Regions from separate parts of the Homo sapiens genome. Here region 1 is linked to region 2. Evidence: read pairs that join two places in POLR2A ChIA-PET (ENCODE). Cell type or tissue: IMR-90. All regions are shown on one strand. Links, peaks and the distances in the headings refer to the core of each region. The heading gives the core; the rest is flanking DNA.

What was found. Peaks named below come from ENCODE experiments on the same cell type or tissue, not always from the same donor. Only the 100,000 strongest peaks of a DNase experiment are listed, where the experiment ranks them.
Region 1: POLR2A ChIA-PET joins it to region 2 with 8 read pairs; 3 of 35 experiments call an interaction of 5 or more read pairs at or near these places.

The regions. Positions count from the first base shown.
Region 1 is chr6:21,989,535-21,994,917 of GRCh38, forward strand. The region is part of intron 6 of CASC15 (cancer susceptibility 15); the gene reads left to right. Among named protein-coding and RNA genes, the nearest start is that of NBAT1, 150 kb to the right of the region's middle. In IMR-90, for the core only: no CTCF peak of the experiment used is centred there; a DNase peak (open chromatin) is centred at 2,807; H3K27ac peaks cover 146 bases.
Region 2 is chr6:21,638,971-21,644,353 of GRCh38, forward strand. No RefSeq gene overlaps it. Among named protein-coding and RNA genes, the nearest start is that of CASC15, 25 kb to the right of the region's middle. In IMR-90, for the core only: no CTCF peak of the experiment used is centred there; no DNase peak of the experiment used is centred there.

The DNA of each region.
Region 1 (5,383 bases), core at 272-5,271, 350 kb after region 2:
CTATGCCTGGCTAATTTTTGTATTTTTAGTAGAGACGGGGTTTCGCTGTATTGGCTGGGCTGTTCTTGAAGTCCTGACCTCAAGTAATCTGCCTGTCTTGGCCTCCCAAAGTGCTGGGGTTACAGGCGTGAGCTACCGTGTCTGGCCATATATAAATTTTGAAATAAATACAATCGAATCAGTTCCTCAACTACAACTGAATTTTGATTTGAATGTTATTGAATTTATAAATGAAAATTGAAGAACTAACATATTTTTGGTAAGTTATTCCATCTAGGAGCTTTTACTGTCTCTCCATTTATCTCAGCATCTTTCATGTACCTTATTAGAGTTCAATGATTCTCCATAGAGGTACAGGTGTTCTTTCTGATACTTGAAGCCAATCAAAGATGAAGACAAATAATATACACAATCCATAAAATGATTTTAAAATAAAAATTGAGGGTTTAGCCGTTGTTAAAGTAGTAATATCCTTTGATTGCAGATATTTATGTTAGAAGAGATCTTAAAGATAATGTCAGATAATGTTAGAATCCCTGATTCTAAAACCTGAAATCTGAAATGCTCCAAAACCTGAAACTCTTTAAATGCTGACCTAAAGTTCAAAGGAAATGATCGTTGGAGCATTTCGGATTTTGGATTTTTACATTAGGGATGCTTAACCGGTAATGCAAATATTCTGAAATCTAAAAATATCCCAAATCTGGAACACTTCTGTTCCCAAGCATTTCAGATAAGGGGTACTCAACCTGTATAAATAAGAAAACTAGTCATCAGTGAGGGACTAGTTTTTTTTTTTATTATTATCTTATAAGGAATGATTCGCTCAAGATTACAGAGTTAGACAGTGAGAGAACTGTCTAACTCTGCCTTTCTTTCTCTTGGTAGAGTTAATGTTAAGGTTTGCTTATGCTTCCAGACAAATCAGATTCTTTTTTCAGTGATGATCACACAAAGAATGATTGACCTGCCAGAGCCATAAGACAGAAAGGGGGAAAAAAATCTCTTGAGCAGCTTTTTGTTTTCTCATTAATAATGGCGTGAGTTAGTATTTTGGTTCATTTTTCAGCAATTATGTCCTGCATTCTGGCTGTGGTTGATAGTGACTTTAAAAAAATAGATATGGTGGTACTTGCACAAAATAATTGTCACACATTAGCATGTTAATGAAGTGTTAGGGTGCTAAGAATGGCTAGCACACTAAAACAGGAGAGAAAAGATCCATCCTCACTGCTGCATCAGCCAGACTACACAATCTGAATGGAAGGCACGGCTCAGATTGACTGGCAGGGCATTCTGTATTATTGACATGCATTTTCTTCCTCTCCCCACATGCATGTTGAAACTTGGTTTTTGCTGTCTTTAACCCATCTAATTTTCCTCCAAATAAGTTGGTTTGGGGACAGAAATGAGTGCTTTTTCTTTTTTTCAGACAGACAGCAGAACTCATCAGGGAATAATTACAAGACTAATTCCTCTGTTTTAATGACATCAATTGAATAACATTAAAAAATCAAAGCCCATATGATTTCATAGCATTTTAACTCTGAGCATTTGAATCTAAATAACATGTCATTTTGTTGTATGTCTGTGTAGTAGGGCCATTAACTTAAAACTAAATTCACCGTGTGTATGTGTGTGTGTGTGTGTGTGTGTGTGTGTGTGTGTTTGTGTGCCTGCCTGTCTGTCTATTTCTGGAGCTAGTCATGTTGATGGTGGCAGAGAGAATTCTTGCATGTTTCCTGAAGGTTGGAGAAAGATTAGTATGCTTTTGAAGCCAACATGGATACTACTATCCCTTACAGGAAAACACAGAAATGCTGCTGATCGACCATATGGCCGAGGTACTCCTGATCCACATCTTAAGGGCCAGCCTTTCTTCTGAATTTCAGTTTCATATTTTTACCCACCTGTCGGGACTTCTTTACCCAGCTGTTCCCTGTCTACCTAGATCCCATCAGGTCAACACATTAAAACCCAAGTTCAGTGTCTTTCGCTAAAGCCCAGACCCCCTTTAGAGCTCTCCATTCCTCTAAGTGTTAGCAACACACTCAGGTTTATAGGCTAATCCCTCACCATGTCTAGTCCACCAGGTCCTGTTTGCGAATGCCCTATAGCATCACACAGGCTTATACATTTCTTCTGCTCTTGCTCCTGTCCCTTAATGCAGGGCTCATCATCTACCCAGCAGGCCTGGGCTCCTGCTCTCTGTCTTTTTATCCAGCCATTTTCCAAGCTTCTGGCCCAAAGCTTACCTGGACTCTGGTGTGACCATTTGTTAACTGTTCACCTTGGGCAGCTTATTTAGCTTTTATGAACCTATTTGTGTTCTTCTATCAAGTATAAACAGTAATAACTTGACGGCTTGTTTGGAGGATGACGGATATAATGAATGCCAAGTGCCACACACAGTGCCTGGCATGTAATTGGTGCTCATATTGTATCACCCTCCATAGTAATTTCTTTGAACGCTGATTTCTTTCTTTTCCAGAAATACAAGCTCCTTCTTGCTGTTTGTCCCTAGAACTCCTTTTCCCCTCTGCTCAGCTTTCACCTTCTTGATGACACAATCCAAAATAGCCTTTCCCAGCTCTGTCCCCGTACTCTCCAGCATCACGTTTATAGTCTTGCCTTTTTAAATCTCTTTATCTCTGACATTATCTTTCATTTGTTTGCCTGATTTTTAAAGTAATCTGTCCTTTTCCCCACTTGTGCACTAGAATGTAAGCTCTGCAAAAGCAAGGGATGTGTCTGTCTTCTTTGCAGCTGTAGCCCAGGATGGAGGAGTCAGCCTTAGATATCTTTTTAAGACTTATGAGTCAGAACTCAGGCTTCATACACAGAGGCGCCAAGCCCTTAAGCCATTCGGGGTACACAGTGGCTGCAGCAGGAAGTGGAAGAGATGAATCTTCTAAAACTGAAGATACAGCTGTGTAGGAGATGAGAACCTACCTACCTACCTTGATTGACCCTTGCCTTTTATACTTAGAAGAATCATCATCATTATAAGGAAAGACCTGAATAACTTAATATACAATCTAAGTTTTCTTTTTGCTGGATCAGATAGAGATAGACTTTCTTATGATATGTTCTTATGGCCTTCCCATTCTTGGCCTAGGCTTTTCTTTAGCTAGGCTCTGATCCCTGCTGAAGCCTCAACCTGCCTTGTCCATTACCAGGACCTTAATCCCTGTTTATAATCCTGCTTACCGGCCTTTTAATCCTTTGAGATTGACCACAGATTCAAACCTTGCTAAAGGCTTGGCCTCCTGGCCCCTACTTCTCCCTAGCCTACTTCTCTGGGCTGTGCCTTCCTCCCTGTCTGTGTAACCCTAAGAAGGTCTGCACCGTCACTTTGCCACTTTTTTCTCTGATTCGGTGGACAAAGAGTAAGCATTTGCTTTGTATACTATGTACGCCCTTTCATTTCCAGTGTAGCGTATTTAACCAGAGTGAAATAGCACATGGATCCAGCCCACCATGTAGGTTAAAACTGTGGTCTCCATACCTTCAGCACCTCTCCTTTCACCCTACCTTCAAATTTTCCTGCCACTGACTCTTCCTCAGCGACCACTGTGTATATATTGCTGCCTGCTGAGAAATGTTCAATGCTTCCTCAGCCACTGAAGGATAAGCTTGAACTTCTTAGCTTGACATTCAAGCCTTGCCCAGTCTGAATTGTACTTAGTTGCCCATCATGGTTCCTACATGAAGACTTGCCCTGCTTCACCCAGACCCACAAGACGCATCTTCTAGCTTATGCCACAGCTACATCTCTGCCTGGAATGACCCTCCTGCTCCCCCGTGTATATTCAAGCCTGACTTGCAATTTAGTTCACAATTCAAGTTCTGGTTGCTCCAGGGAGTTTCTCCAACTGTGACCACCCCTTCCTCTCGAACTCTTCTCTTTTCTCCTATCCCCTTTACTTGGTGGGTGGCTCTTTCTTCTTCCACTGCCACTCATCTCCAGATGAGTAGATTGGGCCTCTTCATTTGGCTTGAAAGTCCCTTAAAGATGGAATTTTGTTTTCTTCCTCTTTAAATTTTCATTGTTTTAAATATTGCAGCTGTTGTCAGTTATTGCTGAAGATGATCATGATATTGCCATTTTTCGGGGTATTATCTTTTATGCATTGCACTAGATGTTTTATATGTATTATCTCATTAATTGTCCAATTATCCTATGACATTATACATGTATTTTACAAGAGAAAATGAAAATTTATTTTATTCTGCTAATAGTTGGGGAAGGCTGGTTTCAAAGGTCTGTTGGATTTTAAAGCTTGTACTCTTTCCACCATTCACTGATGATGGCCCAAAGTAGTATGCATTTAAAATTTGGGAATAGATAGCAGGAAAGGAGAATGAGGTTTCTAATGTGATCTGAATACTACTCTGGAACCCGTTACCAGAGAAAGGGTAATAAAGATGGGGACCAACACACACACACTCACAAACACACACAATTCTTTATGTAAAGCTGGTTTTAATTTTTGTTTTCCCATGAGAAGATGAATGGGCAGGAATTCAATCAAATCAGCAAATGGAAAACATTGACAAATAGATAAGAAAATATCGTTGATAATATCTGAAATATACTTTAGCCAGGGGTTTTCAAGATTCTCTTTAAACCTTTTTCCTTAGAAAGCTTTACAAGTAAGAAAACTATTTTTGACTTCTTTATTTTACACTTTCTTAGGAATCAGCTTGTTTAGTGGAAAGAACCTATTGGTTTTAAAGCACATCAAATGTGGTTTTAGATTTATATTGAATACAAGAAGAAAGGGATATAAGTGTAATTTCTAAAAAAATTGCTTGGTAACTGAAGCAATAAAATCACAAATTTTGAATTTGTCTTTAACATCTAACAGGTTTCTCGTGTATATATATGTGTGTGTGTGTGTGTGTGTGTGTGTGTGTGTGTATCCTTCTATATTCTTTGTGTGTGTGTGTGCTTTTTACAAAAGTTTATATTCTTCTATGTGTTCATCCAAATTATTGATCTGGGTCATTCACTTATAAACTTAATAAGAACAGGTGATGCTTGTCATGCATGTTTTTGTGCATACACATTACAGTTTTTTATAATTTAATTATTGCTATCATCAGTTTAAAAGCCCCAGGAAACAGACATTGGGATCACAGAACCACTGAACCCAAAGTATATCTTGATGTCAACTTTTGATGCAAGATTTTAAGACAGGAAAAGCACTGGAATAGAATTTTCAGAAAATTAAGGCAAGCAATTTTACCATCCCGGGACCTAGGTTCCAAAAAAACAAAATTAGAGGATTAGACTAGATGGTCTTTAAGTAAGTTTCCTTCAGATTAAAATTCTTTAGTCTATGCCTTTATGTCTGCTTCTTGCCTCATTAATCTCTCC
Region 2 (5,383 bases), core at 96-5,095:
GGGCACTTAGGTTATCATGGTCATCTCTAGCTCTGAGCTCCTCTCCTTTTTTTTTTGTTGAGTTATTTTAGGATTGAGACTGTCCATTTTTATATTTTTCCCTCTTCTGCATCATGTCCAGCAAGATAGGAAATGCATTCATTTTTTTTTGTAAGCTCCACCAAAAAGATCACTCCCAGAAGTTACCATGTGTAGAAGCCTTTACTAAAGATTTTGGTGACAGCAAAGAGACTTATTCATGGAAATACAAATAACTTTAAATGGAATGTTAAGAACACCTGACCCCAAGATCCTTTGACACTTTCTAAATCTGGGCTTTGGCCTCAAGCAATAGAGCCCGTCCTCTCCACTCCCTTCAGTCTCATCTTCTCAGGCCCAAATGCTCTTTCTTTCCAGCAGAGAGCTGTTGAACTACCTTTTCTCGTTGCATTGGCCTGAGCCCTCGCTTCCCCACTAGTAACTTAGCAAGAGAATTTCCTAAACAAAGACAGTTCCTTCCGTAAAACCACTCATCCTCCTATATTAACAGTAGTGGATGCCAAGATGACATTCCATGCCCCCCGATTTATTTTTCTTTCTTCAACGTTCAGTGCAGAACTTCCAGTACAATGTTGAAAAGAAATTGTGAAATCAATATCTTATCTTTTTTTCTGACAATCAAGAAGTGTCCAGTATTTCACCATGATGTTAGCTATAGTTTTTGTGGGTTTTTTGTTTGTTTAAAACTTATATTAAGGAAGAACCAATTCATTCCTAATTTGCTAAATTGTTTTTATCACGAATGGGTCTAGAATTTTATTTTATTTTATTTTATTTTTATTTTTTGAGACGGAGTCTTGCTTGGTTGCTAGGCTGGAGTCAGTGGCGCGATCTCAGCTCACTGCAACCTCCACCTCCCAGGTTCCAGCGATTCTCCTGCCTCAGCCTCCTGAGTAGCTGGGTCTGCAGGCATGCACCACCATGCCCAGCTAATTTTTGTATTTTTAGTAGAGACGGGGTTTCACCATGTTGGCCAGGATGGTTTCGATCTCTTGACCTCGTGATCCGCCCACCTCAGGTGTAGAATTTTAGTAAATGTTTTTCTGAAATCACTACGAAGATCTGATTGTCATTCCTCTTTACTTGTTGTTTTGTTAAATAACTGTAATCTTTTTTTTAATGGTACAGGTATCCTTAGGGTATATCATACCTCTGCATGATTTATTACTTTTTAAAATATGGTGATAAATTAAGTTTTCCATATTTCACAGGGTTTTTGAATATATGTTAATAAGTGAGATTAAACTATAATTTTTCTTGTTTACGTTGTCCTTTATCAACTTTGGTATTAGAGCTGTTTGTCTTTTCCTTTTTTCTTTTTCTTTCTTCTTTTTTTTTTTTTTTGAGAAGGAGTCTCCCACTGTCGCCCAGGCTGGAGTGCAGTGGCGTGATCTCGGCTCACTGCAAGCTCTGCCTCTCGGGTTCACGCCATTCTCCTGCCTCAGCCTCCCGAGTAGTTGGGACTACAGGTGCCCGCCACCACGCCCGGCTAATTTTGTTTTTGTATTTTTAGTAGAGACGGGGTTTCACCATGTTAGCCAGGATGGTCTCAATCTCCTAACCCCGTGATCTGCCTGCCTCGGCCTCCCAAAAGTGCTGGGATTACAGGCATGAGCCACCATGCCTGGCCTCCTTTTTTCTTTTCTTTTCTTTTCTTTTTTCTTTTTTTTGAGACAGAGTCCTGCTCTGTCACCCAGGCTGGAGTGCAGTGATGCGATCTCGGCTCACTGCAACATCAGCCTCCCGGGTTCAAGCGATTCTCCTGCCTCAGCCTCCTGAGTAGCTGGGACTACAGGCGCCCGCCACTACACCCGGCTAGTTTTTGTATTTTTAGTAGAGATGAGGTTTCACCATATTGGCCAGGCTCATCTCGAATTCCTGACCTTGTGATCCACCTGCCTTGGCCTCCCAAAGTGCTGGGATTACAGACATGAGCCACCACGCCCGGCCATCTTTTCCTTTTTTTGACAGGGTTTCGCCCTATCATTCAGGCTGGTGTGTAATGGTGGGATCATAGCTAACTCCAGCCTTGAACTTCTGGCCTCAAGCAATCCTCCTGCCTCAGCTTCCCAAGTAGCTGGGATTACCAGCATGAGCCACTGAGCCTGGCCTTTTTTTTTTTTTTAATTTAGTAAAAACTCACTATAAAGTTGGCTTTGATGCCCTTTTTGGGTGGATAGATTTATGTTTACTGATTACATTCCCTCCCTCCCTCTGTCCCTCTCTCCCTTTTCTTTCTTTCTCTTTCTTTCTTTTTCTTTCTTTCTCTTTCTTTCTTTCTCTTTCTTTCTTTCTTTCTCTCTCTCTCTCTTTCTCTCTCTCTTTCTCTCTCTCTCTCTCTCTCACTCTTTCTTTCTTTTTCTTTTTTGAGATGGAGTCTCGCTCTGTTGCCCAGGCTGGAGTGCAGTATCACCATCTCAGTTCACCGGCACCTCTGCCTCCCAAGTTCAAGCAATTCTCCTGCCTCAGCCTCCGGAATAGCTGGGATTACAGGCACGCACCACCATGCCTGGCTAATTTTTGTGTTTTTAGTAGAGACAGGGTTTCACCATATCTCTCACTTTAAGTCAAAAGCTAGAAATGATTGAGTTTAGTGATGAAGGCACATTAAAAACAGAGATAGTATAAAAGCTAGGTCTCTTGTATCAAATAGCCAAGTTGGGAATGCAAAGGAAAGGTCTGGAAGGAAATTAAAAATGCTACTCTAGTGAACACATGAATGATAAGAAAGCCAAACAGCTTTATTGCTGATATGGAGAAAGTTGCAGTGGTCTGGATAGTAGATCAAACCAGCCACAATAACTCCTTAAGCCAAAACCTAAACTAGAGCACAGCTCTAACTCTCTTCAAGTCTGTGATGGCCCAGAGAGGTGAGGAAGCTGCAGAAGAAAGTTTGAAGCTAGCAGAGACTGGTTCATGAGGTTTAAGGAAGGAAGCTGTCTCCGTAACATAGAAGTGCAAAGTGAAGCAGCAAGTGCTGATGGAGAAGCTGCAGCAAGTTATCAAAAAATCTAGCTAAGATCAGTGATGAAAGTGGCTGCACTAAACAAACAGATTTTCAACATAGATCAAACAGCCTTCTATTGGAAAACGATGCCATGTAGAACTTTCCTAACTAGAGAAGAGAAGTCAATTCCTGGCTTCAAAGGACAGGCTTTTTTGTTAGAGGCTAATGGAGCATTTAAGTTGAACCTCATTCTCATTTACCAATCTAAGAATCCTAGGGCCCTTAAGAATTATGCTAAACCTATTCTGCCTTTGCTGCATAAATGGTATAACAAAACCTGGATGATAGCACATTTGTTTACAGCATGATTTACTGAACATTTTAAGTCCACTGTTGAGAACTACTACTCAGAAAAAAAGATTCCTTTCAAAATATCACTGCTCACTGGCAACACACCTTGTCACCCAAGAGCTCTGATGGTGATGTACAAGGAGATTAATATTGTTTTCATACCTGCTAATACAATATCAATTCTGCAGCCTATGGATCAAGGAGTAATTTTTTTTTTTTTTTTTTTAGACAGAGTCTCCCTCTTTTGCCCAGGCTGGACTGCAGTGGTGCTATCTCGGCTCAGTGCAAGCTCCGCCTCCCGGGTTCACTCCATTCTCCTGCCTCAGCCTCCCCAGTAGCTGGGACTACAGGCACCCATCACCGCGCCCAGCTAATTTTTTGTATTTTTAGTAGAGACAGGGTTTCACCGTGTTAGCCAGGATGGTCTCAATCTCCTGACCTCGTGATCCACCCCCCTCGGCCTCCCACAATGCTGGGATTACAGGCGTGAGCCGCCACACCAGGTCGATCAAGGAGTAATTTTGACTTTCAAGTCTTATTATTTAAGAAATACATTTTATAACGCTATAGCTGCCATAGATAGAGATTCCTCTTATGGATCTGGGCAAAGTAAATTGAAAACCTTCTGGAAAAGATTTACCATTCTAGATGCCATTAAGAACATTTGCAATTCATAGGAGAAGCTTAAAATGGCAACATGAATAGGAGTTTGGAAGAAGTTGATTCCAGCCTTCTAGGATGGCTTTGAGGGGTTAAGATTTCAATGGAGGGGCCAGGCGGTGGCTCATGCCTATAATCCCAGCACTTTGGGAGGCCAAGGCCGGTGGATCACAAGGTCAGGAGACCAGCCTGGCCAACATGATGAAATCCTGTCTCTACAAAAAATACAAATATTAGCTGGATGTGGCAGCGGGCACCTGTAATCCCAGCTACTCAGGAGGCTGAGGCAGGAGAATCGTTTGAACCTAGGAGGCAGAGGTTGCAGTGAGTCGAGATTGCGCCATTGTACTCCAGCCTGGGTGCCAGGGCGAGACTCCGTCTCAAAAAGAAAAAAAAAAAAGATTTCAATGGAGGAACCTACTACAGATTGGATAGAACTAGCAAGAGAACTAGAATTAGAACTGGAGCCTGAAGATGTGTCTCAATTGCTGCAATCCCATGATTAACCGTGAATGAATGAGGACTTGCTTGTAGATGAGCAAAGAAAGTGGTTGCTTGAAAGAGAATCTACTCCTGGTGAAGGTGCCGTGAACATTGTTGAAATGACAAAACAAGCTATTTAGAGTAGTACATAAACTGCGTTGATAAACAGCTGTGGGATTTGAGAGGATTGACTCTAATTTTGAAAGAAGTTCTACTGTGAGTAAAATGTTCACATGCTAGAGAGAAATCTTTGTGAAAGGACGGGTCAATCAATATGGCAAACTTTATTGTCTTTTCTTTTTCTTTGAGACAGTCTCTCCCTGTTGTCCAGGCTGGAGTGCAGTGGTGTGATCTTGGCTCACTACAACCTCCACCTCCCGGGTTCAAGCAATTCTCTGCCTCAGCCTCCTGAGTAGAGACGGGGTTTCGCCCTGTTGGTCAGGCTGGTCTTGAACTCCTGACCTCGTGATCCACCCGTCTTGGCCTCCCAAAGTGCTGGGATTACAGGCATGAGCCACCTCGCCTGGCCTATTGTCTTATTTTAAGAAATTGCCATAGCCACCTCGACCTTCAGCAATCACTACCCTGATCAGTCAGCAGCCATCCACATGGAGGCCAGACCTTCCACCAGCAAAAAGAATATGACTTGCTGAAGGCTCAGATGATCATTAGCAGTTTGTAGCAATAAAATATTTTAAAATTAAGGTATGTACATTTGTTTTAGGCATAATGCAATTGCACACTTAATAGTTATAGAGTAAACATAACATTTATATGCATTGGGAAACCAAAAAACTGGGACTCACTTTATTGCAGTATTTGCTTTATTGTGGTGGTCTGGAACTAAACCTGTAATTTCTCTGAGGTATGCAGTATTTTCTCATGATTAAACACGATACATAT